Regions from separate parts of the Mus musculus genome. Here all the other regions are linked to region 6. The links are chromatin loops, found by intact Hi-C in ENCODE. Cell type or tissue: left cerebral cortex. All regions are shown on one strand. Region 1 overlaps Kcnk2 (potassium channel, subfamily K, member 2). Region 2 overlaps Gm36561 (a long non-coding RNA gene). Region 3 has its middle 14 kb from the start of Gm36561. Region 4 has its middle 10 kb from the start of Gm30088. Region 5 holds the start of Kcnk2 (potassium channel, subfamily K, member 2). Region 6 has its middle 32 kb from the start of Gm46177.

What was found. A loop is a pair of places that touch in the nucleus more often than their neighbours do. Peaks named below come from ENCODE experiments on the same cell type or tissue, not always from the same donor. Only the 100,000 strongest peaks of a DNase experiment are listed, where the experiment ranks them.
Region 1: a loop joins it to region 6, with 6 times the contacts of the local background. A loop is called at or near these places in 2 of 42 quality-filtered maps.
Region 2: a loop joins it to region 6, with 11 times the contacts of the local background. A loop is called at or near these places in 2 of 42 quality-filtered maps.
Region 3: it touches region 6 in a loop (7-fold over the local background); 2 of 42 quality-filtered maps call a loop at or near these places.
Region 4: a loop joins it to region 6, with 3 times the contacts of the local background. A loop is called at or near these places in 2 of 42 quality-filtered maps.
Region 5: it touches region 6 in a loop (5-fold over the local background); 2 of 42 quality-filtered maps call a loop at or near these places.

Annotation. Positions count from the first base shown.
Region 1 is chr1:189,286,959-189,291,958 of GRCm38, reverse strand. All of the region lies in intron 3 of Kcnk2 (potassium channel, subfamily K, member 2), which reads left to right. Among named protein-coding and RNA genes, the nearest start is that of A430027H14Rik, 54 kb to the left of the region's middle. In left cerebral cortex, no CTCF peak of the experiment used is centred here; DNase peaks (open chromatin) are centred at 869, 2,230, 2,817 and 3,506; H3K27ac peaks cover 1,215 bases.
Region 2 is chr1:189,036,893-189,041,892 of GRCm38, reverse strand. It overlaps Gm36561 (a long non-coding RNA gene), which reads right to left. Exons shown (of 3, transcript XR_373831.3): 3 at 3,049-3,472. Among named protein-coding and RNA genes, the nearest start is that of Gm36561, 4.6 kb to the right of the region's middle. In left cerebral cortex, a CTCF peak has its summit at 1,971 (motif pointing left); a DNase peak (open chromatin) is centred at 2,361; H3K27ac peaks cover 677 bases.
Region 3 is chr1:189,045,872-189,050,871 of GRCm38, reverse strand. No RefSeq gene overlaps it. Among named protein-coding and RNA genes, the nearest start is that of Gm36561, 14 kb to the right of the region's middle. In left cerebral cortex, no CTCF peak of the experiment used is centred here; DNase peaks (open chromatin) are centred at 999, 1,963, 2,310 and 4,313; H3K27ac peaks cover 1,563 bases.
Region 4 is chr1:189,627,551-189,632,550 of GRCm38, reverse strand. No RefSeq gene overlaps it. Among named protein-coding and RNA genes, the nearest start is that of Gm30088, 10 kb to the right of the region's middle. In left cerebral cortex, CTCF peaks have their summits at 1,951 (motif pointing right) and 3,944 (motif pointing right); DNase peaks (open chromatin) are centred at 91 and 3,951.
Region 5 is chr1:189,338,843-189,343,842 of GRCm38, reverse strand. It overlaps Kcnk2 (potassium channel, subfamily K, member 2), which reads left to right and starts at 490. Exons shown (of 7, transcript NM_001159850.1): 1 at 490-800; 2 at 3,748-4,058. The coding sequence starts at 755. A430027H14Rik (RIKEN cDNA A430027H14 gene) reads right to left here and starts at 792. Exons shown (of 3, transcript NR_165462.1): 1 at 503-792. In left cerebral cortex, no CTCF peak of the experiment used is centred here; DNase peaks (open chromatin) are centred at 422, 1,043, 1,202 and 2,289; H3K4me3 peaks cover 2,366 bases; H3K27ac peaks cover 2,095 bases.
Region 6 is chr1:189,529,936-189,534,935 of GRCm38, reverse strand. No RefSeq gene overlaps it. Among named protein-coding and RNA genes, the nearest start is that of Gm46177, 32 kb to the right of the region's middle. In left cerebral cortex, no CTCF peak of the experiment used is centred here; DNase peaks (open chromatin) are centred at 1,715, 1,934 and 2,304; H3K27ac peaks cover 1,047 bases.

The DNA.
Region 1 (5,000 bases), 240 kb after region 6:
GTTTCTGCTGGTGGAAGAGAAAAGCTGCCCAGTCTGTGGCAGATCAAGTTAGAACCCAGTCAGAGCATCAACTTGACTTGGTTTGGGGATGAAGAAGCAAACATTTATCATGTAGACCAGAGGGTCGTTTTAAGGGGGTAGCAGGAAATACTGACTGCTAGAGGTGGAGGGGAAAAGGCATTTGAATATAAATTGATATTCGAGGATTTTGTACCTACTAAATAAGAGAAAATATTGATTTTTTAAAAAGTAAAGTGGGAGATGGCAGTGGTGTTAAGTACATCAGGAAGAAGGTAACTAGAAACTTCTCAATGGAATAATTAGCAAGTGGGGACAGTGACACACAGGAGCCATGGGAGCCATAGTGACACATAGGTGCTACTGGAGCCACAGGAGCAACAGGAGCATCGCTTGGGATGTCATGAGAGGGAGACAGCGGTAGACAGAATTAAATGAGGGACTAAGTTGGTCTTGGTGACTAAATGAGGAGAAGGGAGTAAGGACCTTGAAAGCGAAGAGAGTATTTAGACAGTAGACTTGTAATTCATCGAGAGCTAGCGTTGATCCTATTCAGAAAACCAAGTTAAAAAAAATAGCCAAGGTTTTAAATGCTGTGTTATTTTAGGAAGCTTCATTTTAGCACTTTATCCCCCCCCCCCGCCCCCACCGACTTTTATTTCTTTCTTTATTTTGGTTCTTCTTTAACTCTGCTGGCTCAGTTATGTTACCTTCTGGTCATGGCACTGGGGTCAGAAAGACCAATGGCCAATCAGAATGCCAATAAACAAGACAACAAGATGGGTGTTTGCAGTGAATGCTGCAGAGAGCCTGAAGTGTGATCATGGAAACCAGAGGAGGGAGTGGGCGGCTTTTCCAAAGAGGCTGCCACAGGAACTCTGAGGGGGCGACAGCATCTGAAACCTGAGGGATGAAAAGAAGTCAGCTATGTACTGACAAGTGGAAAGACGAGTTCAGTCAGAGGGCACAGCCATGGCACAGCCATGGCACAGATCCTCAGTAACATAGGGTCCTGCATGTTCAAGGAATGCAGATGAGGCACAGAGCAGCCCCTGGAGGTCTGGAAGAAGGGCCCCAAGAGGAAGCTATGGAGACTCACAAATAAGCAGGAGCCAGAGCAGGAAGGATTTAGAGGGTCAGGGTCAGGGTCTCTGTGGAGTGGAACCACTGCAGAATCTCACCAAAAGGGTAGGGGTGGGGCTGAGGCGATAACTCCTGTGGTGAATAAATAAAGTGCTTGCTCTGTTAACAGGAGGTCCTGACTCAAGGTCCTCTTTAGTTTACCGTCCCGGCCATTCCTTTAGGTCTAAGTAGAGAATCTTTCCTTTCAGGGACACCTGTCACCTTTACAAAGAATACTCACTTTCTGCTACCACAGTGCTGAGACTGAGTTCAGCTGTGTGGTTCATATGGCTTGTGTGGTATCTGTGTTTTTCTATATTGGGTTTTCTGTTTGATTGTACTTGGCTTGAAGTGCTAAAGATATTATGATATTGATACCTGGCTTGCTGCAAACCTTTATGCCACCAGTTTGGAATTGCATTTGGCTGATGAGAAACAAAGCATGGGGAAAGAAGGAGGAGGAGAAAAGAAGGAAGTAAAAGGAAGAAGGAGGAAAGAAGGAAAGGAAAAGAAGAAAGAAAGGAAGGAAAGGAAGGAAAAAAGAAACAAAAAGAAAAGAAGGAAGGGAAGAAAGAAGGAAAAGAGAAAGATGGAAGGAAGAAAAAAGGGAGTAAGAAAGGAAGGAAGGTCTGGAGTAATTTTATCAAGCAGTTCTAGATGAGGAGAAGGAAGAGGAGGAGAAGGGGAGGAAGAAGAGGAAAAAGAAGAAGAAGAAAAGAAGGAGGAGAGGGAGAGGGAGGAGAAGAAGGAGGAGGAGGAGGAGGAGGAGGAGGAGGAGGCGGCAAGAAACAATGTGTTTTGGAAACACAGAGAGTGTGTTGTAAACTGTAAGACATTTTCTTTTGCTGGCTTTTGGCTGGAGTGGAAAGAATGGAAAAGTATAAACTGTAACTCCGAATTCCCAATGTTTTGTGTTCCATGTGGTGAGTATAGAAATCTCTCTACCAGTGTGTGGAGTCGAAGGGTCTTGAAGTAGAAGTGTAGAATTAGCCACAAACCCTCCCAAGAAGGTAAAGTGCCTGTATCTTTGAATATTGAGCGCTAAATGACTAATTTAGCACACTCATGTGTCTGTGGCATTTCACCAGCCTCTGAGAGAGCTGCACGCTGGATTTTTTAAGGTCTATTTTAAATGAAAGTTGGGATTCTTTCAGGCAACTTAAAGATGAGTAATTGTGCAAACCAACTTCTAACTTGGACTCATTATATTTTTAAAATAACTTATTAAAGAGGATAATTATTTTAAAAGCTTGGAATACTGGTATTGCTCTTTTGAATGAGGAAGTGCAAATGAAATTGCTTTGGGTCTCTGACTCTATGACTCTTGCCTACACTAAATTAATGAAAGTAAAACTCGTATAAAGATGTTAACGTAAGTTCTTCGTATCCAAAATCTGCATGCAAGCTTATGTATTGCCTGGAGGAGGAGGAGAAGAGTAAGAGTAGAAGGAGGAAGATGAGAAAGAGGAGGAGGAAGAGGAAAAGAAGAGGAAGAGAAGGAGAAAAAGAGGAGGAGGAGGAGACCACCCCCACTCTGCCACCACCTGTCAGAGAAGATGCCCCGCGGATGGGTAGAGTTAGATTTGTGAAGTTATGCTAGAAGTCTGATGGAGCCAGATTCCTGTGAGCGGTGTTGCAGACTCCTAAGTGGATGAGCTCGGTTAGTCATCTGTCTTCTCATTGCGTATGCACCCAAGTCAGGCAAGAGGAGGAGCGCAGAGGAACACGGAGTACCTTGGGCTTCTTGAAAACGGATTTGGAATCCTTTGGTGTTTCCTAAGCATTGGCCTTTTTTTCAGTATTATATCAATATCAAGTTTGCTTGTTATCAGAACAAAAGGATGTTTTCTCTCATTTGTACATCATTTTGTACAGTTTACAATAACACACTTTTAATCTTCTGGGAACCAATGACAACTTCTGTGACCTTGAAATTGTTCCAAATAGGGCCTGGAGAGATGGCTCATCAATTAAAGGCTCTGGCTGCTTTTACAGAGGACCAAGGTTTGGTTCCTTAGATGGTGGCTCACAACCATGTATAACTCAAATTCCAGGGGATCCATTACTTTCTTCTGGCCTCAGTAGGCACCAGCCATGAACACAGTACACATACATACGTGCATGGAAAACACTCATTCATGCTAAATGAAATAAATAAACCATAAAATCCCCCCACCCCAATTAGCAACAATGGCTCTTCATGTCCTGAATAAACACTGCATCTATCTCTTCTAATCCCCCTGCCCTCTTAGCTCTGGCCCACAATACTGTTGGTCCTAGGGTGTAAATTTCATCGAGCATCTGGCAGAACAACACAAAGCCAGTCTCAGCTCTGAATCTGACTAAAGCTGGGCAGGATGCTTAAAAGAACAGCGTTCTTGCAAAAGTCTCATTTAACAAGGAAGGCATAGAGTGACATTTGGACAGGCTTGTCTACTTTCAGCTCACAATTACACTGTACATCCTTGAAGGTTTTTAGTATAGTGAAGTCTTACTCTTAAAGAGTTGGCATTGCTTAGTACTGAAGGCATAGCATGGCGATGACAGAAGAGCTGGTGCTGCTGACACTCATGCATATAAACCATTGTGGATTATGTGCAGCAGCTTCTGCTCATTGCAAGTAGGAAGGAATTCTGGGAAGTTCTTGGTTCTAAACTGTTCAGAGAAATACTACTAGCATGAACAATTAAAAGCTTAACTCATCAGAAATACACGGTACCTACTAGCCTTAAATTCTGGTCACTTCTAACACTCCTTTGGAAAAAAAAAAAAAACAAGTAAGCAAGCAAGCAAACAAAAGCAGTGTCCAGGTTTAGTGGCTGCATCCATCATATCTCTCTGAAGATGCTAACAAGGAAGGCCATTGCTGGACTGTGGATATGGCTCTATGAATAAAAGTGATGCCACTCAGGCCAAGGACCTGCATTTAAGTCTTTTGAACCCACAAAATAGACTTGGTAGCAATAAGCATCTATAATTTTAGTGCTCCTGTGGTTAGAAGGAAGGCAGAGATAGGAATATTCCCAATCTGGTTTGCCTATCAAAAACAAAAAGCAAAACAAACAAACAAGCAAAAAATAAACCCAGAGACCTACATTATCTTAAACAATGTAGAAGACAAAAACTGAGGCCTGACCTGAAATTATCCTTTAACCTATATGCACATACCTCTACACATGTGTGCCTGAATTCATGTGATCCAATGTGTACACCATGAACATTTTATATAATTTACTACTTTATATATTTATATTTTATAATATATTTATAACATACTTAATATTATAAATTTATATATTTATATGCTTATAAATATATAACTTATAAATATATCATATATTAATAAATATATTTTATGATATATTTATAAATATATGATATGTTTATAGAAGAAATCCACTAGTGTATCATGATTTAATTTTTCTGTGTTTAGTAACTAATGCTGGAAATTAATGTGGGAGCAGATACACCTTAACTAGCCGTTATCCAAATAAAAGACACAGAGACTTCTAGAATTATAGTAAGTGTTAAAGCACTGGACCTGGGCAGATATCAACCCTCTGAACTATTTTGTCTGCTTTTATGCCTTGAACCCCAGTATATCACTTTACATATGTTCTGTTTGTGCTACTCCTGCTTCATCAGGCCAGCCCTTGTGGCCACATGCTCATGGTCCCCATTACTCCATGGTAATTCCCTTCTTCCTCCTCTCCTGGCTCTCTCTTGTGGTTCCTACCTGAGGTCCCCAAGCCTGGGAATTTTTTTCCCTGCCTACCTCTCTTCTGCACAGCTACAGGCTGTCAGTAATTTTTATTAATCAATCAGGAAAACTTGGGGGTGGCGGTGAGGGTAAGGTTTCT
Region 2 (5,000 bases), 490 kb after region 6:
GTTACTAGGATTAGACAGAACAATCTCACATTGGTCAGATTGAGATAATCTGAGAGTGGCAGTGGGGGCTGGAGTAGTAAGGATTTTCACTTGAAAAAAAAAAAGGTGTATTTTTTTCCCTTTGAAAAGTGAAACAACGGTATAAAAAAAAAAAATCAGGAGGAATAGCCAGGCTGAGCGTGGCAAGGAGCTGACGAGGAGTTGAGTGAGCTCCAGCCTTGAGCTCCAGCCAATGGTGAGAGGAACAGAGAATGAAGATAACCAGAAGGAACCTTTTATGAAGACCAGTCCATAAGCCGGTCAAGGCGGCATCTGAATCATGGTCTTGTGCCAAGACCTGGAGCACAGGAAGCTGTAGTTTACCGGTGTATGAGGAACGAGTGTGTGAGGAACAAAAGGCAAAGGCGGGACTGGAGGCAGGGGAAGGACATATGAGGGAGTCCTTCTCAGCTCAGGGAGGACGATCGACTTCCTCTTACCCGGGACTGTATCCTGTTCCTCTAAAAGCACCTCTGAGGCGCTTTCCTGTCATTTATGGTGTTTTCTCCCCCAGGTTGGAGGAGAAGGAAGTGTTTTGCATGCACGTGTCCATCTCTGGGTAGTAAATGCTACAAATACGCACACCGTGATTCTAAATCTCATCTCCTGTTCTGTGATGAAAGACAGAGGGGGGGGGAAATATTTATGCCTTGCTACTATAGACAGAAACACAGACACTAGCAAGATTTAGAACAGAACCAAAACATCCAAGAGACGAATGAATGAGCATAAAATATTCAAGGCATGCTCCAACTGTATTAGAACATTAACACACACCTCTCAAGCTCTTTACGTATTCTAAGCTATGCACACAAAAAATGTCTGCTATGGTAATCGTTTGTATTCACAGAAATATGGAGGCAATCATAATCGTCTATCAGTAATAGAATAGTTGAAAAATCACCCCGGGGTGTAAAAAGTCTATTTTAATGTCATTTAAATGTCCTCTAAGAGTGAATTTACTTCATAATTTTAAAACACCTTCAGCGAATCAGGTGGAACCCAGGGTCTTTAGCAAACTCTGCACATTTCTACCACCAAGCTATGTCATCAGTCCTAGAAAGTGTTATGTGCTATTTGTATGGAGGACCGTGCCCAGAATCCTAGCATTTGGTAGGTAGAGGCAGGCAGAGTACAAGTTAGAGATCAGCCTGGGCTATATAGCAAAACTATCCCAAGAAATAATGAAAGGGGGAAGGAGCAATAATAATTTTATAAAATGTAGCATATGAAAATTTAAGCTATTTATCTATTTTATGGAAAGGCATTGATAGTATGGAGCCCTTAAATGGTTAAAACCCACAAATTGTCTAGGTCATGGGTGCTTTGGATTTTTTGTTTTGAGACAGGGTCTCTTGTAGATCAGGCTAGCCTTAAATATACAGTCAATGGTATCCTTGACTTTGTATCCCTTGTCTCTACATTCCAAGTGTTAAGGTTATGGGTATGTATAATCATACCAAGATTTAGAATTTCTTTTTTTTTTTTTAACTATGAGGCCTGGGAGTGTAGCTAAATTGGTAAGCTGCTTGCCTAGAACACAATCCAGCATTATAGAAGCCATGTGTGATAGTTTCAAAATATAGCTTATGCATGTATGAAATTCTCTAATAATAAAAACACTATACTTTGAAAAGCCAGTTTTTAAGGGCCCCTTTTCTATAGACTTGCCCTTGAACTGTTTATCAAGTGGTTATTTCTTCCAACAAAGATTGTGGACTGAATCAATGCTGATAAAGTTCTCTATCATGCCAATTCAGCACAGAAACACTAAATGATTGTGGTGATACTTTACTTAAAATATTTTTTAAATGTGGCTGGAAAGATGGTTCAGTGGCTATGAGCACTGGCTGCTCTTGCAGATGACCTGGGTTCAGTTGTCAGCACCAGCGGGGTGACTCACAACCACCTGTAACTCCAGTTTCATGGGCTCCAATGACCTCTTCTGGCCTCTGTAGACACTGCATGTGGTATTTTTTTTTTAAATCATTTCTTTACATTGTTATTCTTAACTGTTTAAAATGGCATATGTATGACATATACACTGGAAGAGTAAGGGATTCTCATAAGCCAGATGAAAGTTTGTCACTTGCTTTTTTTCTCCCTGACTTGGGTAAACTCATCATTCATGCTTTAAACCTGAAGCACCATATGAAGTAAATTCTGTTCTAAGCAGCTAGAAGATGCCAAAAAGATTTCCTTAAGTATTCTTAGAGAGTGGCGTGACAAGTGTGGCCCACGGAGCAGCTGAGTAGAGTGGGCTGTGGCGGTATGTGTCAGCTCAACATGAGCTAGAGTCAGCAGGGAGGAGGGAACCACAGTTCCGATTTTGCCTCTATCAGACTGGCCTGTGGGCAGGTCTTTGGGTATTCTCTTGATGAATGGTAGATGTGTGAGATCCCAGCACACTGTGGGTGGTGCCATCTGAGTAGGTAGGTGTTTCTGGGTTGTGTAAGAAAGGAGACTGAGCAAGGCATGAGGAACAAGCCAGTAATCGGTGTGCCTCCATTGCCTCTGCTTCAGTTCCTGCCTCCAGGTTCCTGTCCTGGCGTCACTTTGTGATGGACTTCACTGTCCACTGAAAGAAACCCTTTGTCCCCCAAGCTGCTTTTGGTCATTCTTTATATCACATCAATAGAAAGTAAAGCAGGACCTGGGCTTTAATAACAAATTTCTTGGCTTGCTAGCATTGTGTCTCATAAATAGTGTGTTCCTATACAGATGAAACGAGTAACAAGAACAAAACGTCCTTAGGATTAGGGATGAGATCTCCACCTTTTATTGTCCTAGAAATAAAAATTGGAGTCAATATTAGAAGCAAAAGCAGGGCTCCCAACATACCACTGCAATAAATAAGGTATTTATATTGTGCCTCAAATCCTCCATACAGCTGAGGACCTTAGCCAAGCACTGCGTGGGAAATGGTTAATAAACTGAGTACATTTTAGATACCATCCATCTTAGTTAGGATTTTACTGCTGTGAAAAGACACTATGACCAAGGCAACTCTTATAAGGACAACATTTAATTGGGGCTGGTTTACAGGTTCAGAGGTTCAGTCCATTATCATCAAGGCAGGAACATGGCAGCATCCAGGCAGGCATGGTGTAGGAAGAGCTGAGAGTTCTACATACATCTTCATCTGAAGGCAGCTAGCAGAATACTGACTTCCAGGCAGCTAGGATGAGGGTCTTAAAGCCCACAGTGATACACCTATTCCAACAGGGCCACAGCTTCTAACAGTGCCACTCCCTGGGGCGAGCATATATAAACCATCACAGCATCAGCCCTTTATTTAGACACAGCATCTGTGCTTGACAATATGGAGACTGTGGGAAGGGAGTACTGTAAACATGAGCCCTTTTGTTCATGTTAAATGTAGAACCATCTCCCGTGTCTTGAGAAATTTCCATCACACGAAACTATATTATTCCTAAATAAGGAAATTAAGAAGACAATAATGTTGCTAATTTAAACGAAGAAAGGAAGGACTAAGACGACCAGCCAGTACAAGCAGCATAACGTTTAGTATCTAACTCAGATATACACATATTAAATAAGTCTGCCCCATGTTGTTCAGTTCTCTTATGTTTCCTTCTGTAACCCTGAGAAGCAAAATATGTGTTCTCCAATCTCCTATGAGAATGGAATGTAGCGTATGATAGTCATGTGACCTTGGGTAGCCAATCAGATGCATAAGTTCAGACTCAGATCAGAAGCAGCAAGACCAATAACACCAGCATCAACATCTGGTTTCCATGGAAACAGTGATGTAGTTGTCACTGCAATGAAAGCTTTATCATGCTGTGTCCAGTAACACAGACGCAGTAACCACTCCCACAGATTCAGAGCACACTGCCCACCTGACTTCCTCATCTTGAACTTCCGAGTCATGGGTCAACATCTCCTCAATGCATTCCCTCTCTGTTTAAATTGTCCGGAGGGACTTTTTTCTTTTTTCCCTTTTGAAACACTGTTTACAAATGAAAAGGGATTTAGGGAAAAATTTTTAAAAAGAATGTAAACATGCAAATGGAATGTATATTCATCCTGCTCCTAGCAGCATGGTGTCCGGAGCACGAAGAGGTGAGCAGCATTGAGCTTGCGGCCCAGCTGGGCCACCCACTGCCCAGTGACCTGCTCCCTTCTGGGAGATCAGCAATGCCTTAGTGTTATTCTCAGAACACTGCTTTGAATTTTAAGTGAGTCGATACTGAGAACAGGGCCCGGTACAGATAAAAAAGCACATGCATGTTTAAACACAAAAACAAAACACCACTTACAATGTCAAGTTATGTTTAGAGGCAAAGCCAGTCACCTGTGATATCACTGCCGTGGCTTTTCCTCCGGGTGTTAGGAAAGGGTCTTGGAGGAACACTCAATGTGAAATAAGTCATCCTGTGACTGACAAGGGCTAGAACAAGCTAATTACCTTCAATACTCACATTCATGCATTCTGCACTGCAGAATCTATTAAGCTGGTGAACTTTGCTAGTGTTCGAAGAGGAATAGGAGATGTTCAAAAGGTCTGTGTATCATAAAACATCCCCCAGCCTATTAGTTAAGGTTCCAGTGTTGATTATTAATAGACCATGTACAAAAAGTGTTCATGGGGTGATCAGGTGACTTGAATGTTGTTATCAGATTAATAGAAGGGAGTTGGGGGGGGGTTGTTTTGGATTGTTTTGTTTTGAGGCAATGCCAACTGCAGGGCAGGTTCCTGATCTTCCCACCTCCACCCCCGCCCTCCAAGAGCTGGGATTACAGATGTGTGCCACCAGGATTACAGATGTGTGCCACCACGCTTAGGCTATGTGGTGCTGGATTTGGAGTCCAGGCCTGTGCACGCCAGGAAAGCACACCCCAGTTGAGCCACTGGGGTGTAGGAATGTTCTCAGTTGAGCCACATTCCTAGCCCTCAAGAAGAGTTTTCTATGGAATCCAATAGAATTTCACACTCT
Region 3 (5,000 bases), 480 kb after region 6:
AGAGAGAGACAGACAGACAGACAGGAGATCTGGGCCCCGGAGACCACTCAGTTAGAATTTTCCCTACCCCTCAGGCTGTTGAACTTCAGGACAAGCTCCCATCTTCTGGCTGCTTCTTCCCTTTCTTTTTTTTTTTTTTTTCTTCTTCTTCTGACTTAAGCAAATGCTTCCAGCCTCATGCAAGAGGTCTCTATTCATGGTACAGACTCGGTGCACACTGTTAAACCAGACACGTTTCATATCCTTTTAATCCTATTATGTAGTCTGAAGGCTAAAGTTATTACAAAGCTTTATTATTCCCACAGAGAGAAAAAGTCTTATCCTTGAACTTGAAGGTGTACAGGAGAGCCAGGTGAGACTATTAAGCCCCTGTAAGTGCCTCATTATCACTGCTAAGGAAATGAATGGCGTTTTGATGATTCTCTGCTGTTTTCCGGCATGAGGTCTGGGTTTCATATTTATTGACACTTTTATAGTTGACCTTCAAACTGGTTGACAGATTTCCCCAGTAGTGTTTCACAATAAGAAATAAATCATGGTGGCTGACAACAGTGGGCTGTTCATTGTTCCTACTCCATGTGGCCTTTGCTGTGATATTTATTATTCTCCACTAACATAAACCACTAAGAGCAGATTAGTGTACATTAGCCTACGAACTATGTTAGAGATACAATGTATTCAGTATTATTGGAATTAGAGAAAATGGACAAGGAACTAAAGGTGAGAAATTGGTTCTCTAAAATAACCTTAACTAAAATGCCCATGATTCTGTATTGGATGTCTAGAGATCCTGGAAAATGTGGACTAGCATTTACCAGTAAAGACTCTATATGAATTGACTTTGTTAGTTTTAAAAAGACTTGCTCGTTAATTATTTTATTTGCATCTATTTGCTTCTGAGACTTAGTGTACATCACTGGAACACAGGAACAAGCGGAGAGCAGATCCATGGAGCTGCAGTTGCAGGCAGTTGTTAGCCTGGCATGTAGGGGCGGGGAATCAATCAACCCTGAGTCTTGTTTAAGAGCAGTAAGCTCTCCCAGCCACTGAGTCATCTCTCCAGCCCTAGTGTTCTGTTTTCAAGAAAATACAGATATAGGAAACGTGCTGAACTTTCCTTTCTTTCTATCGTTTTCTTTAATAACTGGCTTCCCTAATTTCGTGTTTTTTATGCATAAGCCAGCTCTTCAGACATGGGCACGAACAAGCTGTGTGTGCCTAGGGTTTACATACTTTTGAAGCATATTTTAGGATTTGTAGAACATTGTTAGAAAAATGAGGACGAAAAATCATTTTTAAAACCACCAAAAGGTTCCTGACCTTTCGAGCCAGAGCTTTTCTGTGTGGCCGCTCATGAATTTGAGTTCTTCCCTGGGATTATGATACTTTGTTGGTGAATGTATTCCCATGAAACATAAGACAGTATAAGATGATCTGCACACCGATTGTACAGTGGGTAATGGTATTCGATTCACAAAACGGAGGCTGGTGAGGTGGCTTGATGGTCACTTGACACCAAGTGTGTCTGACCATTGATAGTGGAAAAGAACTGGCGCATTCAGGCTGGTCTCTGACCTCCCAACAGGTGCCACAGCAAAGGCATGTCATGCCACATGCATACACATACACACACACAGAGAAGACATACATAAATTAAAACATTGAAATTGATGAGTTAAAATGCTTGCTAAACACCTAAGCAGGGCCTGGAGAGATGGCTTAGTGGCTATGAGTACTGGTTGCTTTTCCAGAGGACCCCTGTTCTATTCCCAGCACCCACATGATGGCTCACAGCTGTCTGAAAATCCAGTTCCAGGGGATTCGACACCCTCTTCTGGTGTCTGCATGCCTGCACGCATATGACACATAGACGTGTATATATAGGCAAAAATACTTGTACACAGACAATCAATAAGCTTTTTGAATGCTTAACCAAAGCCCTCTGGGTGTTTTGCCAAAAAGAAGCAAAGGACTGAAGAAAGTGTCAGAATGAATATTTTTTTCCAAAATGCAAAAAAGAGTTATGAAAGAGAGACTGCAATCTCATGAATTCTAAAAGTAGCTGGAGTTATTATACATTTCCAGTATGTACTTTGACTAAAAATTTCAGCTTTCTTTATCTCCCCAATGTTAGAGATAATGTATATGAAATTGCTTTTTAAGAAAAAAGAGGAGGAAGAACTATGTGTATCTAAACAGAACTTTCCTGGTTGTAAAAATTTGAAGAGCTTGGCACACAGCACCAAGATGGAGACAACAGTAGAGTTTCCTTCCCTGGGTGCTTTTTAAAGTAGAACAAAGAGCCATCTGGACCCCTTCCCAAGCAGAGGGTATCAGTGGGCACAACTTCTGAGATGCCTGCTCATTTCACTGTGGTACAAACTGTCTAAGCTTGCAGGATTAATCCTGGTGCCCCGCAAGCTGTCTTGCATTTGGACATTTTATTTCTCTTTTCTGAAGCAAGGCAAAACCCAATCTGTGCAGTAAATGATAACTCTGGGCTTTCGTACTGTAGACTTTTTCTCCTTATTTCTTTGCTGCCTAGCCTAAGATGAGTAGCAATGCTTCACCCGAGGGAGCTGTGTTACATCCTGTTCCAAGAACAGATGAATCTTGTTCCCTGTTGTTGATACTCTCTGATTACTGTCCACTTGTGCTTCTTTAGACTGCAACATCAGGATGGATACAGAATTTCTGTACACTCGCCATCGTGGTGGTCAAGTGTGGAGCCTGAAAGCTCATGGGCTCCCTGCCCAGAATGTGTTGAAGCCTAGTGTATTACTTTTGTCAGTGCTATGATAAAGGTGGATTAAGGAGAGAAGAGGGTATTATTTGTGCTGGTTTGAATGTGCTTGGCCCAGGGCATGGCACTATTGGGAGGTGTGGTCTTGTTGGATAGGTGTGGCCTTGTTGGAGGAATTATGTCACTGTGGGGGTGGACTGTGAAGACTTCCTCTTAGCCACATGGGAGCCAGTCTGTGCCTGGCTTCCTTTGGATGAAGATGTAGAACTAGCAGCTCTTTCAACCTCACATCTGCCTTGATACTGCTATGTTCCCACCTTGATGATAACGGACTGAACCTCTGAACCTCTAAGCCTGCCCCAACTAAACGTTGTCCTTTAAAAGAGTTGCCTTGGTTATGGGGTCTGTTCATAGCAGTAAAACCCTAACTAAGACATCACTGTTCAAATGTTGAAGATATGTACAGTTCATTATGGGGAAGAAGCCTGGAGGGAACTGGAGGAAATATTTCATCTATAGTCAAGAAGCAGAAAGAAAGGAATGAGGGTGTTCCACTATCATTCTCTATTTCTTCCAGGACTGGAGGCCATCAGTGGCAATACCACACTTAGAGTGGGTCTTCCTCCCTCAGTTAACCTTATCTAGAAACACCCTCACAGACTCGTCCAAATGTCTCCTACATGAGTCTAGACCTATCAAGCTGAGAGTCAATATTAATCATCACACCTCTCCTTGGAGAATGACTCATGGGTAGGCTCTCACTAGGCTAATCAACACAAGGCAAATTTTTCACTATCGTTTTCAGTTTAGGTGAGGAAATTCAGGAGTAATGAGCTGTGTGACTATGTGCTTGGCCAGTTACCTTGGACCATAATGACTGTGTAATCTACCATCCAAACTTTGGATGGATTCTTTGGAGGATAAAATAAGGAGATGGAAGCCTCATTAATATTAGCTCCAACAACCTGCAGACATAGGCAGACAAGGGAAACCAGGAAATAAACTGTCCTTATCTGAACTTTTGCTCCAGTGAAAAAAACACAAGAAGGACCTCCGGTGGTGACAAGATTGTAGAAACAGATGGTCCTCGGTCTCACTTATTTGCATAAGGGAAGTCATGGGGGTGGGGAGCTGTAGGGATGATAGCACAAAGCATTCAGTGCTCTGCAGAGGACCCAGGTTTCATCCCCAGCACCCACATGGTGGTGAATAACCATAGGTAACTACAGTCTCAGGGAGATAAAGCACGGCCTTCTAGGGCCACATGCAGTGCACTGACATACACAAAGAAATAAAATAATTCAGAAAAATTGTAAAGAAGCTAATGGGAAAGTAAAGACCACAGCCTTCATTGCAAAGGCTCTTTATTCTGACATAATGCGTAGAATCCTTCCCTTTTAATTCAAATAATGGATGCCTTTTCTATAATTAAATTCACTTTTATTTTTATAGTTTCCATTTGCCTGAGTCTACTTGTAAAATTTTGCATAAGTCACTCTAAACACAGCAGCATAAAACGGCAACAGCCATTTGTTCTTGCTTCGATTCCTGGGGATTGACTTGGCACAGCTGAGCAGCTCTCAGCCTGTGACTGTCTAGGAAGTTATAGCGAGATGGAGCTGGCTGTTGGTGTCATCTCATGAGCTTCTGTTCCCATGTAACTGACAGAAAACTCTGCCTGCTAGCCAGGACCTCAACTGCTCTGCCAGGCAATAACATGTGTAGAAGGCCTTTGCATGCAACCTGAGCTTCCTCAGAGTGAAATCTAGGTCTCAAGAGCAAGTGTGGTATGAAAGAGGCAAGAGCAAGCTGTCCCTGCTCTTGGTTGTCACAGAGAGCTTTGTTACAATGGGGGATGACAGTCTCAAAAGGAAGGGGCATAAATACCACCTTCTGACAGGAATCGGAAGGTCACGTAGGACGAGCCTATGGTGAGATGGGAGAAATTGACATGATGCCTCTAGAAAACACGCTGTGTGCACATGAAGTCTAGGAGATACGGAAGAAAATTTAAGAATATTCTAAATGCTTTTTGCAACCTCATCATTCTTTCTAAATAATTTAGAGGAGATTTGGGTGGACTTTTAAAAATTAAACAATAAAGATTTCAAATTCAGTAGACGACTAGTGGCCACCATTCTCAATGAGGTTCATTCAATCTCAACCTGCATTTTATCCTCTATTAACCCCTGCCATTGTCTCTGAAACATCACCCTTGCCATTCATCTTCCATCCCTGCTGTCCATCTGAGACACCA
Region 4 (5,000 bases), 98 kb before region 6:
ACATCGGAGGTTGGATGTTCAACTTGAGATGCCCACACAGGCTCCGACCATATGGAAACAGCAGGTGTGCTTGAGCTTGCGTGTAGTCTGTCTTCAGAGTGCGGCTGCTCTTTCCAGAATTCAAAGCAAGCTCTCCCTGAGAAGTCTGACCGAAAATTACACCTACCAGTCTGTTGTTTTGAAAACCAGAAGCCCAAAGTTGCAACCTAATTCTTCTTCTAGCGCATGAAGTGAAATTAGACGATTTTCTCCTTTGAGTTGGCCATAAACTCTCAAGAAGAGAACATGTGGGTTTGGAAGTGTTTCGCTCTGATTTCCCAAATGCAGAGTGCATCATAGTCAGTGAGGAGATTAAGCCAAAATTAGCCACTTTAAAAAATCACCCACCCACCCCCCCCTTGAGAGAACAGCGTGGTTGCCATGGCAGAGATGGAGAGTCCCCGTCCACCTGTTGCTTCCACTCTCCTTGTCAGAGCAGACGGCTTTTATTCAGATGCTTGGCATCAATTAACTCAGGGAATGTGGACCCCTGGATAATTAACATAAGTCAATTATGGCAGTCTTTCTCTTGCAGTATTTGTTTATAATGACCATCCTGTAAAAACCAACTGGGACTTGCAAATGAGGTGTTTCCAGAGAGAACACCAGGTCTGACTGCGGGACAAGCCTATAAAACTCTCTCTCTCTCTCTCTCTCTCTCTCTCTCTCTGTCTGTATGTGTGTGCACGAGTGTGCATTCACATGTGTGCAGCATTCTTTGAGGTCAGAAGAGGGCATCAGGTCTATGGAGCTAGACCTCTAGGCAGTTGTGATCTCTTTTCCTTCCCCCAGCTCATTCTACCCTAAAACTATTTATAAAACCAATTTCCAAGAGCAAAATCTTTTGCTTCACTCACAGAGTTGCTGATAAAGAGCACAGGCTGTTTTCAGAGATTTCTTAGTCAGCACCTACCATCTCTACCGTCTCTTTGACTTTAGCCTCCTCAGAATAAGAGAACGCCTTGAAAGCCAACACTGCTCGCAGCTCTTTGAAGCCCTCAAGTCTCTCTAAGCAGCTCTGCCTGCTGGGTACAGGGAACGTGCCTACAACTTAATTTTAGGCTATGCATGAACTCAGTTCCTCAGAAGACTCCACAAAGAAAGTGCGTAATTACTGTGCTGCTGAGAGGGCTCAGCATCTAAAGGGGCCAGGCTTGGCCTGAGCTTCATCTCTGGGGCCCACAGGGTGGAAAGAGAGAACCGACTCATAGAAGTTGTCACATGACTTCCATGGGTACATGCCTGTGTCCCCCTCAAATACATGTAATTAAAAAACGTTAAATATTTAGTTTTTAATGCCTCTTAGTTTAAATCTTTAATGTAATTTATCACTCCACCCATTGTGATTTCCCCTAAATACTGTATTGTTTATTATTTATGTTGTCTTTATCACTGTGAGACTGACAAAATGGAGATCCTGAAGGAAAGATGGTTTTCTCTATACCACACACTATCTATCTCATCTAAAAGCTAGATCCTAGTCACCTCCTCAAACATCGAGTGGGCAGCCAGTGTGAGCAATCCCTTGCCTTGCTTCCCACCCCTAGATATGAACACTCATGGCACTGAGGGAATGACATGTTTGGGCCATATCAAGAGAATGAGGTCTCAAGTTCTAGGAAAATGGCTCCTCACTACCCTGCCTTAGCAGAGACAGCATGGAATGAAGTCAGTGGAGGAACTGTGTTGTTGATGGCTGACAACAAGATCACATGTGACGTCCGTGGGTCCGTGGATTACAGAGCCTCTCGGATTCTGTCCACAGGCTTTCTCTGAAGTCCAAGCCCATGCTGACTTAATCTCTGTACTTCAAGGCTTCTCATCTTGCTGCTCTCAAGTGTGCCAATGCGTCCTTTTTTTTTTTTTTTAAGATTTATTATATACACGTGACTACACTGTAGCTGTCCTCAGACACACCAGAAGAGGGCATCAGCTCCCATTTCAGATGATTGTGAACCACCATGTGGTTTCTGGGAATTCAAATCAGGACCTCTGGAAGAACAGTCAGTGCTCTTAACCGCTGAGCCATCTCTCCAGCCCCAGAAATGTGTTGAACAGCTTTTTGTTACTGTGATAAAACACCTGAGGAGATAACTTAGTGGAGAAGGCATGGATTTTGGTTCATGGTCTCAGAAGTTTTAATCTATTGTTTACCGGTGCCAATGCTTTGCGCTTGAGTTTAAGTGACAGCAGGCTGTATGTTGGACACCACTGCTTGCCGCATGGAGGCCAGCCAGCAGGGGGAAAGAGGTCGGAACTCTGCCTCCCTGGCACATGACAGAGGACCTCACTCTCCTCTGCTGGCTTCTTCCTCGTTGTCACAGTGGCCCATCAGTTTATGAAGGATTATTAGATCAGTCCATCAGTGGAGCCAGACTCCTCACAGCCAGCTCTTTCCTGCAGAGCAACCAACTGGCAACAGACTCTTCTTGGTTCGCAAATTCAGAGCCAAGCCCTAGCATGGAACCTGGACTTTAATGTCAAATAAAATTCCGTAGGTATAATCTGTCATAACACATGATCTCTCCCTTTCCATGGACATTCTGCTTGAATTATTAGTATTAATTAATAATTGATAATTGATGTTTACCAAACTTGTCAATGATCAAAGAACCAGATTGAAATCACAGGGCTAATATGTCCAAATAAGACCTTCATATTATTTAAGTAACAGTAAGGGAAGCCCTGCTGTCTTGCTTTGGAAACTGTTAAACAACTGACAGAAAAGCTGAGTTTTAGAGGGAAATTTAACTGAAGTGTTAGAAGGCCACACACTGTTGACAAACAAAGGCCGGGGACGAATTTGCACTGGTCACTGGAAAGACACGGCATTTTAAAAATGATTTTAAAATGCATGTGCGCTTGTGTGCTCACTACTCTCCAAAAACATAAAACATGGTTGAGCCTGGGAGTGTTTAAAGTGGTCAGAGGAGTCTTTAAGTGGCTAGAACCCTTTGTCTCTGTCCATCATGTAGGCCCAAACTACTGGGTTTTTAAAGTCAGTATAATAGTAATAAAAAAATTTAAAATGGGGGGTAATAAAAAATTTTAAAAGGGGAATAAAAAGAATAAGAAAATGGGGGGTTGGAGAGACGGCTCAGTGGTTAAGAGTGCTGACTGCTCTTCTGAAGGTCCTGAGTTCAAATCCCAGCAACCACATGGTGGCTCAAAACCATCTGTAATGAGGTCTGATGTCCTCTTCTGGGGTGTCTGAAGACAGCTACAGTATACTTACATAAAGTAAATAAATAAATCTTTAAAAAAAAAGAATAAGAAAATGCTGATCAAGGATTCACCGTAGCTTTAAGCATTAGTTTCATCTGTAGTGGAGCTATCGGGAATCCACCTTACATGACCTGGCCGTGGATTAAAGGTATTTACCACAGAGCCCTGTGGGAATGGCTGTTTGCCAGGCTTCCCATCATCCTCTGCTCTGCTTATTGCCGTGTTAAAGTCTGAAAAGGATGCACGCTTTGCATTATCTTTGTTCTCTAGCTTCATATCAAACTGCCCACTTTAAGTAGGCGTGCAGTTTATTATGCCTGTGACTGTAGCTTAGGAGGCAGAAGCAAGAAGCAAGAAGACGGACGGCCACAAGTTAAGGCCAGCCTGGTCTGCATAGCAAGTCACATGCTGACCAGGCCGGATTAGAGACCTTACCTCAAAACAAAGCCAGAACAACTCCCACCCCTCCCCACCCCTCTCCCCCCAAAACAACAAAAAACAAAACTAGCAAAATCTTTTCCACTTCAACAGGTTCCTAGGCCATCCAAAAAATAAAAATTAAAATGATTAAGCCAGGGAGTTCTTAAAGGTTTATTTATTTTATTCTCTGTGTATAGTAATTTTTCCTGAATATATGTCTGTGTGCCACATGTGTGCAGTGCCCACAGAGGCCAGAAGAGGGCACCAGATCCCTGGATTTACAGCTGCTTGTGAGCTGCCATGTGTCTTTACTGCTTACAGCAGAGACTTGTAGAGTACTTGTTGTTAATTGATGATAATCAATCTTGACTGAGGTTGGTGATGGGCCTGGGAGACTCAAGACAAACATAACCCTCACTGCTACAAAGGCTTACGGTTCCTTGATGGAGTTTAAATGCACATGTGATCATGAGACACCCCCCCCCCCCAAATGTCAGGGAGGTCAAACACTCCCATGAAATAAAGCCAAGCAGAGGGAGGGCGATTACAAAGGAAGCTGGTCTTTTTCTGTGACCCCCATTTTCCCTTTTCCGAGAGACTCAAGTTTAGTCTCTTGGTGTGAAGGGTACGAACTCTGGAGCTGGCTCCTGTATCAGCAGGGAGACGTCTCAGCTGTCAGGCTGACCCTGGTTCTCTGTTCCTTTCCACCCGGCTCTCTTTCATTTTCCCCGTCTCCTGGCCTGAACCCATGACTCATCGGTTCCTGACCAGGCTAACTTACTTCTTGTTGATCCGGAGCATGGCTTTGACTCTCCACCAAGAAAAACAAACTAACAAAACACCAAGCTTCTCTTGAGTGCAGGATTATCCACTCCCACTTCCATTTTAGGCAAATTAGAGACTGGGTCGCCTGTGATGCTAACGTAGTTGTGTCTCAAATACCAATTTAATCTTTCATTGTACAGGCTGTTTTTTTTTTTTTTTCAATACCACTATACATTTTTAAAAAATCATACATTAATGAGTGTTTGTCAGAGAAAACTTGAGAGACAGGAAACCAGTCTACTAGTGGTTGCTAGGAGACAAGCTCTCACCCTCGTCCTCCAGTTGGCTAGAGGTTCTTTCATCAACCTTGAACCGGAAGTGGCCTTGCGGCCTTTGTTTCATCCCTTGCCATCCTCAGTTACCACGGACTGAACATTTCATCCTCTGCACTCTACTCCATCTGCCCCTCTCCGTGTCCGTTTCCAGTTGGCTTTGGTCTTTCCCCATTCTAATGTGTCTTTCTGTAGCCACTGGCTCTCGCCATCTTGGAT
Region 5 (5,000 bases), 190 kb after region 6:
AAAGGAGGGAAGAGCGGCGAGGCGAGGGGAGAGTGGTGCTACGGGCCAGGCGGGCCACCCCGGGCCACACCCCCACCTTGCGGGCGCCCGGCGGGGCTCGAGCCAGGCGGGGCGCCTCACAAAGACATGCGGAGAGGGGCTGCACAGGGCCGCGGCACAAAGACACCCGGGTGCTCGGCCGCACGGGCTGCAGTGATCACCCCCTCGCTGAGCCCCGGGGCAGAGCCCAGCCGCCGGCCGAGCGCACGGAGCCAAGGGCCGAGCGCACCCAGGGCCCGCGCGGGACCCCAGGCGGCCACGCAATCGGGGTGACCCATCGCGCGCGGGGGCGTCGTCGTCCGATCCCAACTTGGCCTCGGCCTCGCCCTCTGCCCAGCCTGCCACCGCTGGTGTCCTCTCCTTCCGGCGATTTCGTTTCTTCTCACGCTCCCCCCTCTATACCCCTCCCGCCTCCAGCCCCGCTCTCCCCACCTTGTAAAACAAAGCCGGGGAAAATGCCTACCCGTGCAGCTCGGAGCGCGCAGCCCGTCTTGGAATAAGGAGTGAGTACAATGGCGTGTTGGTAAAAACAAAAAAGAAAAAAAAAAGAAAGAAAGAAAAAGAAAAGAGGAAAGAAAGAAAGAAAGAAAGAAGGAAAGAAGGAAAGAAAGAGAAAAGAAAAGAAAACAGAGAGAGAGAGAGAAAGAAAAGAAAAAAGCACCAAGTCTGTGTTAAAACAAACAAACAAACAAACATTTTGAATGCTGCATGCCTCATGCTTGCCAGCGCCTCGCGGGAGAGACCCGGCTATACTGCAGGAGGTGAGACCCTGGGCATCCATCCTGGCCCGCGCACGCTCTCCCGGGAGGGCAACGCAGGTCCCCTAGCTTCTCATCTTCCTCTCCATTCTGTGGGTTGGATGTGATTCGGGCTTGGTGACCTCAACCCCAGCACGCATACATTCCTGGCTCCGTCTTGCGCTTTTCCGCTGGTGCCTGGGGTTTTTGCGTTTGCCTCCCTCGGGTGTTGGTTTGGCGCAGCTTAAGACAGTTTCCAGAGAGGAGGGTCAGCCCTAGAGAGTAGCCCTCAAGCAGGTTGCACGGTGGCCCTGATCACACTTGTTGCCCATTGCATGGGGGACACGCAGTAGTGCTGGGGCAAACAATTAAAAGCTTGTTTCTGCTGCTGTTTTGGGGGTACTGGTGGCTGGCGGGCGGGAGAACCGATTATGGATGAGGACCAGAGACCAGGAGCTTAAAGAGGAGGACCATGGGGGAGGGGAGCGATAGTGATGGTGTGAAGGGTGTGTGGAAAGACCTGCCTCGCCTCTCACCGAACAGTAGAGGCTGGGAATCCAGTATCTAGATTAGATAGGGTTCAGGAAAGGCGCGCGCGCGGGGTGGGGGGGGGGGTGTTTTGTTTTTAAAATATTTATTCTGTATGCCACCAGATTCTATCCATTAAGTCTGCCAATTGTGCATTATCTGTTTCTGCTAATTAAATATAAGGACATAGCTTAAAAGAATTAAACTCCTTCAAGAAATTTATCAGCCCAACACACACACATACTTTGGTCACACACTGTGGTCATACATATACACACACACACTATGGTCTCTCACACACAGAAAGAGAATGGGGAGGGAGGGAGGAGGGAGGGAGGGAGGGAGGGAGGGAGGGAGGGAGGGAGAGAGAGAGAGAGAGAGAAAATAAAAGAATAAAATACATTACCATATCTGCCCTCTCTCCCCCCACCAAGTGCATCATGACAGTATCTTGGAGGAATTTCAGGCTGGGCTGGGTAACATTGGTGGTGGTTTCTAATTCTCTCTATGAAAAAGCTTTCTGAAAATCAGTACCTCTGGGGAGTGGGGGACCTTTGCTTAGAGAGGTGCTGTGGGGCTTCTTTGCTGTGATGGTTTGTTTTTGGGGGGTCTTTTGGTGTTTTGGGGGGCTCAATTTTATTTTATTTTAGTCAGAATCTGAGTCCTCATGAGGCTACAGGTGATGGTGATTTTTAACTGCTGTAAGCACTTCTAACAGCTCTTAAAAATCCAAACAGCCAACATCTGGCTGAGTGCTTATTTCAAGTGTCCTTGCCCTTGTCAATACAGCAAAAGTGCCTTGTTCTCTGTGGCTGTAATCAGAACAGGTGAATTGGCAGAAAGGGAGTCAGTCACGCTGGTAGGTGGTGGGCTGAGCCTCACTTAGGAAGTTGCTGCTGCAGCTGACCCTGGAGTCTCTATGCAGAGCACTGCTGCTGGGCTAGGTGGGGGCTGATTCCTCACGCCTGCTCTGATTTCATCATCTCTAAGTGAGGACTTCCCTCGATCTTGGCTGCTTGAGGAGGTCCCTTCATCTGCCTCCTTTGGACAACTCTCGTCCTGTAGCTCATCAACTAGCTGTTTGGAAAAGTGTCTTTCTGATGGGGAACTGGAGAACCTTAGGAACTCACACTGGCAGCACACAGTGCTAGGCAAGAGGGCAGGCTAGACAGCTGTGTGCAAATTCATGCTCTTTATGAGTGTCTTACCCTTGAGTAATTTCTGGAGCTGCAGGGTGCAGTTCCATGGGGATGTGTAATATGCTTATGGAAAAGCAAATTTTAGATTATGTTTTTATGAAACCTATATTACACACATGGTGGTAATTTGGCGTATTTTTTTTTATATGTAAGTGATGGGCTTTAAATGGATGACTCCTCTAGGTGTTTATCCCCAAGTTCCAACCATCCTGTATAACCCATGATTGTTTGCTGTTGCCTCTCCGATCAAATATTTTGTGATGACTGGCTTATCTCCCCCCTCCACAAGTGGCCATCGAATAGCTTTTGTATTTTCTAAAATGAAAGCCATTAATGATGATTTTGAAGAGCTGGGATAAATAATAGATGGGCTTAGAGTCACCTCACAGTATCTGGGAGCTCTAATGGAGCAATTAGCCTTATGCAGAGCATGGAAGGTCTACTAAGATGTAAGCCAGCCCACCGGCTTGCTTTCTTCTTGCTTTTGCTGGTGAAGTGGGGGGCTTTGCTGTGTCTTGGCTGTGGTGACTCAAGAGTTAGCAGTTCCTTTTGTGTTTCAAGCATATTAGAGATGGCAGAACCGTGTTTCATAATGTGCCCACTTTGGAAGATGGGTGCCAGGTATGAATAGAGTGGTTTGTTCCCACCAGGAAATATGCAGGATATCTTGAGCTGCAGCGACTGCAATCCCTTCTCTGTTAAGAAATTTGAAAACCCAATAAGTAGCAAACATTTTTTACTCTGGTTGTTTACCGTGGAAAGGTCTGATGTACAGAAGCAAGCCATGAGCTGTTCTCAGGAGCAAAGATCTGTACCATCATCAGCCCTTGGGATCTCAGGGCATCTTCATCAACACATATCATGGGCAGAAACAAATCTAGAAATTAATGAGCAGCCCCTCGGGCCTTCTTTTATTTGTTTAGTTTTTGACTTCTTGGTCTCTGTTTTTTTCCATCCACCTGACACTCCAGTGGCAGCAGAGAACAGAAGCCCTGCCCCCTTTCTAGAGCATATATATACACTCACTCTCACACACACACACACACACACACACACACACACACACGCGCGCGCGCGGGTATGGTTCTGCAAGTGACCAGAGAAAGCTGCTGGGTGAAGTTCTTCAGCTCCCACTAGGAAAATCTCCAAGTTCAGCCAGCCCTGGTTGACCCCTCCTTAAAGAAGCAGCTAGCCCCTTGCCTCCAGACTCCTCCGGCCTAACCCAAATTCTCTGTCATTGTCAGTGGCGGCCCCTGACTTGCTGGATCCCAAGTCTGCTGCTCAGAACTCCAAACCGAGGCTCTCATTCTCCTCAAAACCCACCGTGCTTGCTTCCCGGGTGGAGAGTGACTCGGCCATTAATGTTATGAAATGGAAGACAGTCTCCACGATTTTCCTGGTGGTCGTCCTCTACCTGATCATCGGAGCCACGGTGTTCAAGGCATTGGAGCAGCCTCAGGAGATTTCCCAGAGGACCACCATTGTGATCCAGAAGCAGACCTTCATAGCCCAGCATGCCTGCGTCAACTCCACCGAGCTGGACGAACTCATCCAGGTAATGGCCCCAGTGAAATGGGCTCCGTTTGTCCTTAAGGGCAAGAGCAGACTAGGGCACCAGGGTGGACCTCCTTTGCAGAGGTCTTCATCTCCTCCATCGCCTCCCTCCTACCATGCCCCCTCCCATTTCTTTCCCATCTCCCCCTTCCTGGTCTTTTAGACTTCTTTGCTCTTCTTCTTTTCCTTGTCTTAGAACTGACGGGGGCTTACGCTGCTGTAGGCGCTAATGATGGGGAGGCCGTTGCCCATGGAGAAGTAGAGTGCATTGGTCTGAGAAAGCAGCAGGGCCTCTTATCAGAGGCCATGCCCATCGCTACTGCCGCTTAGGAAGACAGAGTTGTAGAGTGACACTCGTGGAATGAACCACCTACATTGTGAACAAATTGTCACCCAATTCCTCCTTAGAGGTTAGCTTCATTGAGTGGTTCTTTCTTCTTTGAATCCAACTAAGATCAGCTTGCTACTCTACAGAAAAACCAAGCTTTTGAAGAGAAAGCACACCCCCAGTTTTAATTTTAAAATAGGTGAACACCACCCTTATGGTAGAAGAGGTTTTAAGTATTAACCCCAAATGATTTAGATCTGAGTTAGCCTTCTTCAATGTGGCCATATTTTGGTTGTAGGTTTCCTTGGCATAAAACAGGAGTCTTAGGTGACAAGAAAAACCTTTAAATTCTCCTACAAGGGGATTTGTTGGTTGTTGAAAAAAAAAAAATTCTTCATGTGTAGACATTCCCTTTCCTAGACAGCTTCCTTTTTCTTTCTTGGTTTAATTCAAATTGGATTGAAAATGATCTGCAAGACATCTGAATATTCTTTTTCCTGCTTTGTGTTTGGGTTTTTTTTAATCATTTGAATGAGTTGGGATAATAGATTTAGAGATTTATTATTGTATTTAATCACTTGTTTTGTAAGACCTTTACTCTAGTTTCATCTTGTG
Region 6 (5,000 bases):
CTCATTTACATTTCCAATGCTATACCAACAGTCCCCCATACCCACCCACCCCCACTCCCCTACCCGCCCACTCCCCCTTTTTGGCCCTGGCGTTCCCCTGTACTGGGGCATATAAAGTTTGCATGTCCAATGGGCCTCTCTTTCCAGTGATGGCCGACTAGGCCATCTTTTGATACATATTCAGCTAGAGTCAAGAGCTCCGGGGTACTGGTTAGTTCCTAATGTTCCACCTATAGGGTTGCAGATCCCTTTAGCTCCTTGGCTACTTTCTCTAGCTCCTCCATTGGGAGCCCTGTGATCCATCCATTAGCTGACTGTGAGCATCCACTTCTGTGTTTGCTAGGCCCCGGCATAGTCTCACAAGAGACAGCTACATCTGGGTCCTTTCGATAAAAACTTGCTAGTGTATGCAATGGTGTCAGCGTTTGGATGCTGATTATGGGGTGGATCCCTGGATATGGCAGTCTCTACATGGACCATCCTTTCATCTCAGCTCCAAACTTTGTCTCTGTAACTCCTTCCAAGGGTGTTTTGTTCCCTCTTCTAAGGAGGGGCATAGTGTCCACACTTCAGTCTTCATTTTTCTTGAGTTTCATGTGTTTAGGAAATTGTATCTTATATCTTGGGTATCCTAGGTTTTGGGCTAATATCCACTTATCAGTGAGTACATATTGTGTGAGTTCCTTTGTGAATGTGTTACCTCACTCAGGATGATGCCCTCCAGGTCCATCCATTTGGCTAGGAATTTCATAAATTCATTCTTTTTAATACCTGAGTAGTACTCCATTGTGTAGATGTACCACATTTTCTGTATCCATTCCTCTGTTGAGGGGCATCTGGGTTCTTTCCAGCTTCTGGCTATTATAAATAAGGCTGCTATGAACATAGTGGAGCATGTGTCCTTCTTACCAGTTGGGGCATCTTCTGGATATATGCCCAGGAGAGGTATTGCTGGATCCTCCGGTAGTACTATGTCCAATTTTCTGAGGAACCGCCAGACTGATTTCCAGAGTGGTTGTACAAGCCTGCAATCCCACCAACAATGGAGGAGTGTTCCTCTTTCTCCACATCCACGCCAGCATCTGCTGTCACCTGAATTTTTGATCTTAGCCATTCTGACTGGTGTGAGGTCTTCCTATCTCTTTTCAAGAGACTAAAAATTCTCCAATTCTTCCTCTTCTAATCATCGTCATTACATATTTTCCTGAGTTCAAGGCTCCTTTTATGCCTTAACCACTTTTCTGAAGGCAGCCAAGCGCGCTGCTACAAATGCAGATTTCAAACAGGTGGGAATGGGAAAGAAAATATCCTAGTTTGGGAAAAGCCTGAGACCCAATCAATTTTGACTAAAGGCATTGGATTATCATTTTGTTGATACTTTGGCTGGTCCATGGGCATACAGCTTTGATATGAACATCTCTCAGAAGTGAGCACCCTGGAATTATGGGAGTATCCCATGGCCATTGGTTTTGCTTCCTTTAGACAGCAGTAACTCCAGGTTCCTTTGGTCTTGGCTCAGTATATTCCCTCCATGTGCATGTTGGATCAGTGTGTAGCTTGTGTTCACCTCACAATCTCTTGCTCTTCTTCCCTCCCCCGGGGGACCTCTCCCAAACAGTAGGACTCCTCTGGAAGTATAAAACGTCAAGTATCTAAATAAGAAGGAAAATTTAAACTGGAGAATTTGAGTTCTGTACTATATTTATTTTAGGGGAAAATTGGATCATTGTAGAGACAGATGGAGTTTGCACCTTTTTTTTTTATAACCACAAACAGGAGCTTTTAGAAGTCTAGTGCTAAAATTACATAAGGATAAAAAGCAGGCAAGATGGAGCCTAGGAGGTTATTTTTATGCATTTTAGTTATGTTACAATTTCTGCATAACTTGTCAATCATCTTAGTAGAAAATTTGTGAATTTTGTAAATGGGCCAGATGATGTCTAAATGAGGCCAGAGATAGAAAACATTTGGCCCAGTGCACACACACACAGAATGGAAGGAAAGATGAGCTGGAAGTCCTGAGCTGAAGATGGGGTGTGATGGCTCCATGGAGGACGACATGGGCATCACGAAAATGTCAGTTACTGAACCAGGAGTAGGTACCGTACAACAGATAAAAAGACCAAGAACTAAAATGAGCACCAAAGACATATTTTGAACAGTCATTTTCAAATCTCATCTTATATGAGTCCTATCACTTGGGGACTCATGTTTTTATTTTTAAACTCGTATGACAACTCACTGCATTATTATACCGAAAGTATTTAGAGATCCCCATTCACTTTAAGCAATGATAGTGATGGCATGATTTTCTTGTTAGAGAAACAGGAAGAAAGGAAGGCAGAGGAGCCAGGAAGTGAGTGCTGGGCTCTGAAAGAAACACATTCTTGGGTAAGGGAAAGCCAACCAACAGACACTTGTTTTCATTTGAAGACTTCTCTGATTGGCTACTTTCTACATGCTGTGACCAGACACCTGACAGGGAACAGCTTAAAGGAGGAAAAGCATATTTTGTCAAAGCAACTTTCCGCAGGGAGACAGGAACAAAAGTTTATTTACTTTGGATAGGGCAATGTTGGCAGATCAAAACAAAATAAAACAAAACAAAACAAAAAAAACCCCACCCCAAACAACTACTACTACCATAACTAACCACTACCACCAAAATGATTCCACCCACATCTAGCTTAGGCAACTTATTGGGGTTGTCTAGAGGAGCACAGATGACTCTAACACAGCTATATCACTGAAAACTCCACCTCAGCATGGACTCTAATGCACAAAAGCTACGGGTATGGTGCTCTCAGCACACTGTGCAAACAGCTAGGCTGAGCAGACAGCCTCCCCTTCTTGTGAATCTTGTAGGTTTCAGGCACTTCCTGAGACTTGGGAGTTTTATTTACTTCTTTACCCTTCATAGAATGCTTCGGTAGAAGTAAATAGCTACATGACCTCTAGAGTTCAATGGATGACATCCAAAGTTCAACAGGATACTGCTGTTATTGTTGGAGAAGGAATGGCAGCAGGCGCGTGTGAGGCAGGGAGTCTCACTGAGCCCACAGTTGGGAAGCAGAGAGTAGATAGGAGATGATCTGATCTGCAAAACCTCACAACTTGCTCCCAGAGACCCACTTTCTCCAGTAAAATTTCACCTGGTAAAGGCTTCTTAACCTCCCAAGTGTTCAAACTCTAAGGCTGTGGGGCAAAGGGGTGCATGTGGGAATTACCTATCCATGTACTATCATTAGAGAAATCCATCTCATCACCACATGATCAGGGATGTGGAAGAGAAAGGAGGATGGAAGGGAAAAACTAAGATTTGTATCTGCCTTTTCATTGTTACCCATATGAAAAGAGATTTCTATGTTTAATGAAAGGGGAACATTTGATTTCTGTTTCAACAGCCTTAATCCCAAAGCTGAGACAAAGAAGGGGAGTTTTAACAGCTCTTGTCTTAGTCAGGATTTCTATTCCTGCACAAACATCATGACCAAGAAGCCAGTTGGGGAGGAAAGGGTTTATTTAGCTTACACTTTCCACAGGGCTGTTAATCACCAAAGGAAGTCAGGAACTCAAGCAGGTCAGGAAGCAGGAGCTGATGCAGAGGCCATGGAGGGGTGCTGCTTACTGGCTTGCTCAGCTTGTTTTCTTATAGAACCCAAGACTACCAGCCCAGAGATGGCACCACCCACAATGAACTGGACCTCCCCTCTTGATCACTAATTGAGAAAATGCCTTACAGCTGGATCTCATGGAGGCATTTCCACAAGGGAGGCTCCTTTCTCTGTGATAACTCCAGCTTGTGTCAAGTTGACACACAAAACCAGCCAGTACGGCTTCTTTCTTTCTTTTCTGTGGGTCTAGGAAAGACTGGCCAGTGAAGAACCTAACAGTACCACTTACGGAGCTAGAGAAATTAGGTGTATTTTACTCCAGTGCCTGGGTCAAACCAGAGCTCTGCAAAGTGCAGCCCAAGCTACAATTTCTTAGTTTTTGGTGGCTGGACGACAGTGTCGAATCTATTCCCTGTGTGGCCACTGAAGATGGAACTCACGGAAAGAGGGAATTCCACTGGAGTGCAAGGCATGTTGCAGAAGTGAGGCTGGCAAGGCCAGAGCAGTTTCTGTAATGCCTGTTTTAAGAAATAGCTTTCATAAACATTAGCTCTCCCTGGGTAGGGGGCTGAGAGGCTCCTGCTAAAGCAAGCAAGAATACAGAGGCAGAATCCAGCAGTCTTCTTCATATTAAAGTAAAATTTTAACTCATGTTGTTTTGCATAATCTCTATAGGTAGGAATTATTATTTTTATAAGATAGCAGATTAGCGGTATAAGGCATATATAAAGAGTAATAAATGTATAACATATATTTGTTTTGTACTTCAGCCTAAACACAGAGATATCTGTTTTTCTATCTCAATGAAAGAGGAAAGCCACATCTGGCCTTTCTCACCACAGTTATGGCTTCCTCTCCTATGAATTAATGCTCCAGTCAGGGCAGAGGAGACACAGAGTTCCAACAGTTGAGTGTCAATGGCAGGCTTGTTCTTTCCCCAAAGCCCCTTAATAAAGCTTGTGACTTGTTCCATTTAGGTTAAGTCCCTGTCCCCTGTCCTCCCCCACTGCATAGTCTGGAAGTCAAGAAGAAAAGAGCACAGTAGAATTTAAACATCAGCTTTTACCATGAAACATTTGTGTGCTGGAAAAAGGCAAATACTCGTGAGGAAGGGAGGATGGACTGGGCTCACTGTAGCCGGTTACAATAAATACCGTGAATGGAAAAAACATGGAAAGTTCTAACGGCAGAATATGACTCCACGCTATTGTGGAAATACTGGTGATTGAGAGAAAAAAAATAACAAAATGAGGTGATAATTAGTTAGAATTCTCTGAGTAGAATACATTTTAATCCTTTTAAATCCTTTCCCTTTAACTGATCTTCCAGCTTTCCATGCTCACTGTGAGAGAACGTTCAATTTTATTAGAAACTCCTGAATTCTTG